Linked DNA regions of Homo sapiens: region 2 is linked to region 1. The links are chromatin loops, found by intact Hi-C in ENCODE. Cell type or tissue: PC-9. All regions are shown on one strand. Links, peaks and the distances in the headings refer to the core of each region. The heading gives the core; the rest is flanking DNA.

Region 1 (2,921 bases), core at 113-2,612:
TTTCCCATGTCATGTTTTCTGATTCTGTCTTGAGGGACATAAAGATTTTCTTTAAGTGGGCTGTTTGCTCTTAGTGTGGCTGAAAGACGACATGTCTAATAAAACACATAAACGGAGAGAGATGACACAAATGAGTAACGGAAAACAGAAGGAAAAATGAACAACGATGGGGAAAACAGAGTCAGTGGCACTGAAAAATATGTGAGAGCACACACAGAAGGGACTGAAAAATGTTTAAGAGTGAAAATAAGGAAATATTAAACAAAAGAAAAAACTGCACCAGTGCTAAGAATTGTCACAGGCCTATTTTCTACAAAATAGTAAAACTGGGAATCAGGGATGTCCTTAAATCATAAAAATTGTGTAAAAAATTAAATGTAAGTGAGAGAAGAGGGTCCATATTGCTTATCAGACCTGCCAAGGGGTATGTGGCTAAAGCAGCTTTAAGATCCAGTGATAAGGTCAGGTGCGCTGGCTCACGCCTGTAATCCCAGCACTTTGGGAGGCCGAGGGGGGTGGTCACCTGAGGTCAGGAGTTTGAGACCAGCCTGGCCAACATGGTGAAATCCCGTCTCTACTAAAAGTACAGAAAATTAGCCGGGTGTGGTGGCATGTGCCTGTAATCCCAGCTATTCAGGAGGCTGAGGCAGGAGAATCACTTGAACTGAGGAGGCGAAGGTTGCAATGAGGCGAGATCATGCCATTGCACTCCAGCCTGGGAAATAAGAGTGAAACTTCGTTTCCAAAAAAAAAAAAAAAAACAAATCCAGTGATAAAATGTCAGAAGCTCACATGGAGAAGGACTTGTTCAAAGTTACAGATAGGAGCAGGAGAGCTCTGAAAATCTGACGTCACTGATTCAGTGACTATGTATGTCCCAGCTGAGATTCAGCTTGTTTTGGCCCCATTCTGCTTCCTGGTGAGACATGCTGTTCCTCCCTTGCAAGTTTGTTCATCTGCTTTTATCTCACTGTCCAGTTAACATTCATCCATTCTCCTGTTGTTCTTACTAATACTTATGATATGTCCACACCTTTACCAATTGCTATTGTCTATTCTACAGCTGAGCTCTTTCTTAGCACACTCTACACACACACAGAGACACAGACACACATAGACACACACAGTTTTGTTTCTTTGGTTGTTAGAAATCACAGTTTTCTTCTATGTGCAAAGAGATACACTGGGTATGAAAACTCCATGAATGGAGAGGGCATGACAAAATCTAGACGTTAAGAATGCTGCACTTCTTAGCAAGCAATGAAAGGACAGAATTCATGAGTTCAGGAGGGAAATTTTCCTCTGCCATGCTACATGAGGGAGCTCTAATTTTCTATTTTCATAAAGTTTGTGAAAAGAAGTAGTGTGTATTTAATAAAGGCTGCGGGTTAATTTCCAGGGCAAACCACTAGATGGAGGCCCTGCCTAAAGAACACACTTGAAGAATGAGTCACTCCGATCTGCAAGTTTCCTCTTCCAAACGTGAATTGGAAGGCCGGGAGCAGTGGCTCAGGCCTGTAATCCCAGCACTTTGGGAAGTCATAGGTGGGCAGATCATGAGGTCAGGAGATCGAAACCATCCTGGCTAACATGGTGAAACCCTATCTCTACTAAAACAAAACAAAACAAAAAACAGCAACAACAAAAAACCCAACCAAACAAAAAAACGTGAATTGGGGGCACCAGCTGAAATCCTAATTTATCCAAAAGGCTCTGTAATCTTGTCTTGTTGTAGAACACGCCTCCTTTCTAACCGCTTTGTCAATTCTCCACTTTCTTACTCATGAATTGCCCCAAAATTGGGTCATGCAATGCCCCATGGTTCCGTACACTTATACAACTAACTATAGGAATGTTTTTTACTCTTTAAAGACTTTTCCCTTCTGAATGCCAGAATGCCAACTTTGTCTTTATTCTCCATTTCATGAGCTTTAAGTGCTACCTGACCTGTGAAGAGTTTGTTGTTTCTTGAAAGGAAACCTTGACAACACAGGTAATCTCCCCAGTATGGGATTTAGAGTCTACATAGTAAATAAACAGAGACAAATCTGAAGGTAGCTAACCTCTTTTTCTGGGGGTGGAGTTAAGTTTTTCTGACTGATACAGATTACTCCATAGCTAAGGCACTTGGGACAGGCCTTATTTTTTATTGTGAGTATTATTAGAAGCAAGTGTACGTTTACTCTGCCAATAAAACTCCATTGGTTTAAACGTATTATAGCTGCATCTCATAAGCTATACACTCACAAATATTTAACATTTTCATCAAATAAATCTTCACACTTGAGATATACAAGTCAATCAACAATTCACAGAGCTTACTTTCTTTTATTTTGTGTATAAGAAAGCAAGAATGGAGATGGGCCTAGCTTCCCAACCTACATCTTTCTCTCGTGCTGGATGCTTCCAGGAATACTTGAACATCAGACTCCAAGTTCTTCAGTTTTAAGATTCGGACTGGCTCTTCTTGCTCCTCCAGCTTGCAGACAGCCTATTGTTGGAACTTGTGATCATGGCTTGGGAGCCAAGATGGCCGAATAGGAACAGCTCCAGTCTACAGCTCCCAGCATGAGCAATGCAGAAGACGGGTGATTTCTGCATTTCCAACTGAGCTTTGAAGAGAGTAGTGGTTCCCCCAGCACGCAGCTTGAGAGATGGGCAGACTGCCTCCTCAAGTGGGTCCCTGACCCCCGAGTAGCCTAACTGGGAGGCACCCCCCAGTAGGGGTGGAATGACACCTCATACGGCCGGGTACTCCTCTGAGACAAAACTTCCAGAGGAATGATCAGGCAGCAGCATTTGCGGTTCACCAATATCCGCTGTTCTGCAGCTACCGCTGCTGATACCCAGGAAAACAGGGTCTGAAGTGGACCTCCAGTAAACTCCAACAGACCTGCAGCTGAGGGTCCTGACTGTTAGAA
Region 2 (2,921 bases), core at 231-2,730, 1.2 Mb after region 1:
ACCTCTGAGCAAGAGAAATTCTCCAGCAGATAGCCTTTGGAGCTTCATCTGTAACATGGGCTCTTCTGGTAAGGACCTGCTTTAAGTAAGATCTTTCAGCTGGTAACTCATCAGAGTTAGATAATTATAACAACAGTGATATAATATGCTTGATTGATTGAGCACAGTGACAAAATCACTTCTTTAATTGCTTGCTTTCTGTGCCTCACCTTTCTTAGTACCTTTCTCATGATGTTTTTGTGAACATTCAATAAAAATAATAATTATTCATATGTTAATTCAGAGAAAATATTTTGTTTTATTTCTATCCTAAGTGTCATTCCTATTTTAGACCGGTTTTTGAAGAGTATATTTTGAAACCTGAAAATCGTTCTAAATAAGCAATCTTCAGCCCTTGTCTGAAAAGCAACAAAATATCTTATCTTCCTCTTGAAATGTATCACTTCTCATTTTAGAAAAGTCTATTTAAAAAATGCTGGTTAGATTTACTTTATTCCAGAACATTGTGTAACATAGTATTTTTTTTGAAATTTCTATGGGTTTTTAATTATCATAAGTACTTAATAAATGTTATCAAATAACTATCTCATTAAACATTTTATAGATTCTAAACTGGGAATTTCAGCATGAAGAAAAAATTTTGAACAGCATATAAAGCCATCATGGGTTAGAAATTTTGTAGCTTCTTCATTTTATCACATGTAATTACTCAGAGATAAGCCAGAAAATGCTTAAAAATAATATTTAGGACTATCAGAGCCCCTATACAATTAACGTGATAAAAGCAGAAATGGGATAGGTGAGGTCTAATGAAACCAAATCTCATCACAAAATCAACTGAGAAAGCCATTCCAGTGAGCAGAGACCATTTTATTCCCCCACCTGCAGCCAACAATCTCTTCTCATGGGTGGTCACCCTGATAAAGAATATGTGTTTTTGCAGCAGAGATCCCAATACTTGAAATGCAGTAAATAGTATTTCAGTGCCTAATTTCGAGCCGTTTGTCATAGAGCTGATAATTTCTAGAGTAATTCCCTCCCTCCTTCCTTCCCTCCCTCCCTTCCTTCTTTCCTTTTTTGCTATATTTCTTCCTTCACATATTTAATACATTACATGGAACACTGTTAAAGTCTTTCCAAAACCATAAGGCTGGTAAACAGCTTAAAGATTATCTAGCCCAAAACCGTGTCTTCCTATGAGGCGTATGAGGGTCAATTGACTTGACTGTGGAAACACTGCCACTTTGTGGCTGAAACTGAGAATGTATTTTTTTCACTTAAACATTCCTTTCACCTCATCTGTCCAGCTGTTCTGTGTCGGCACTGGTACAGCTGCGTGAAAAAAAAAAAAATGCTGGCTAGACTTGCAAACATCAAATGACCCTCAACACTGCATAATAGTCCTATTACACTTCACTGATATTGAGACTTTCCTAATCTCTAAAATGACTAGTGCATACCTGTTCATTTTTGTCAAATTTCCACTCCAGCTACCCTATTCTATGACCACCACCGTTTCAACTGACAAACTCCACTTACATTCATTATGGAAATAGAAATGATCATTTATGTACTCTTTCAAGAACGTACACAAAATTCTCCCTATTACTGCCGGTGAATTTTCTTTTCTGTAGGGTCAACCCGTGCATTCCCCAGCTTCTGATCTAGACATGATCCCTTACAATGTCATCAAGAACTTCAATCCTGAAATTATTCTGAATTACCTTAGAATATCATCTCTCCCATTTACTGGTTTATCCCTATCACACTACAAAAATTCTCCCACATAACATTTTAGAAATAAAAAGCTGATATGGTTGGGCCGGGTGAAGTGGCTCATGCCTGTATCCCCAGCACTTTGGGAGGCGGAGGTGGTGGATTGCTTGAGCTCAGGAGTTTGAGACCAGCCTGGGTAACATGGTGAGACCCTGTCTCTACCAAAAATCAAAAAAAAAAAAAAAAAAAAAAAAAAGCTGGGCATGGTGGTGCAGACCTGTGGTCCTGGCTAATTGAGATGCTGTGCTGAGAGGATAATTTGAGCTTGGGAGATGGAGGTTGCAGTGAGCCGAGATTGCACTACCACAGTCTAGCCTGGGCCACAGAGACAGACTCTGTCTCAAAACAAACAGACAAATAAGCGAAAGAAAGAAAGACATCTAGCTAGCTGATATGGTTTGGCTGTGTCCCCAACCAAATCTCGTCTCAAAATGCAATCCAAATTGTAACCCTTACATATTGAGAGAGGGACCTGGCAGAAGGTGATTGGATCATGGGACAGTTTACTCTGTGCTGTTCTTGTGATAGTGAGTGAGTTCTCAAGAGATCTGGTTGTTTGATAAGTGTCTCCTGCTTCCCCCCACCTCCACCCCGCAGCCTTGTGAAGAAGGTACTTTGTTCTCCTTTGTATTCAGCCATGATTGTAAGCTTCCTGAGGCTCCCCAGCCATGTGGAACTGAGTCAATTAAACCTCTTTCCTTTAAAAGTTACCAAGTCTCAGGTAGTATCTTTATAGCAGTGTGAAAACAGACTAATAGAAAAATAATTCAAAAAATAATTTATTTGTTCATGTCCTCTTCAAGTATCACCAGTTTGTCCATTTATCTGCTTCTTTTCATAGCAATATATATACTGTTTCATTTTCCTCTCTATCTCTCCCTTGCAGCCAAATTTTGATACTCCCATCCAGCACAACTCCACAAATTATTATTTTATTAACGTCATTAATAATTTTCATGTGGTCGAATATTAGGTTCACGTCTCTGTTCTTGTTTTTATCAACCACTCAGCAATAGAAAACACAGATGAAACAACCCTTCTTGAGATATTTTCTTGTCTTTGTTTTGTGACATTACATATGCTCGTTTTCTTTCTACTCTGATATTGCAAAAAACTCAAGAGCTGCACTCTGTTATTCTTTATTC

What was found. A loop is a pair of places that touch in the nucleus more often than their neighbours do. Peaks named below come from ENCODE experiments on the same cell type or tissue, not always from the same donor. Only the 100,000 strongest peaks of a DNase experiment are listed, where the experiment ranks them.
Region 2: it touches region 1 in a loop (16-fold over the local background); 2 of 110 quality-filtered maps call a loop at or near these places.

The regions. Positions count from the first base shown.
Region 1 is chr11:27,157,463-27,160,383 of GRCh38, reverse strand. The region is part of intron 2 of BBOX1-AS1 (BBOX1 antisense RNA 1); the gene reads left to right. Among named protein-coding and RNA genes, the nearest start is that of BBOX1-AS1, 60 kb to the left of the region's middle. In PC-9, for the core only: a CTCF peak has its summit at 1,407 (motif pointing right); a DNase peak (open chromatin) is centred at 1,443.
Region 2 is chr11:25,980,518-25,983,438 of GRCh38, reverse strand. No RefSeq gene overlaps it. Among named protein-coding and RNA genes, the nearest start is that of ANO3-AS1, 310 kb to the left of the region's middle. In PC-9, for the core only: a CTCF peak has its summit at 1,264; no DNase peak of the experiment used is centred there.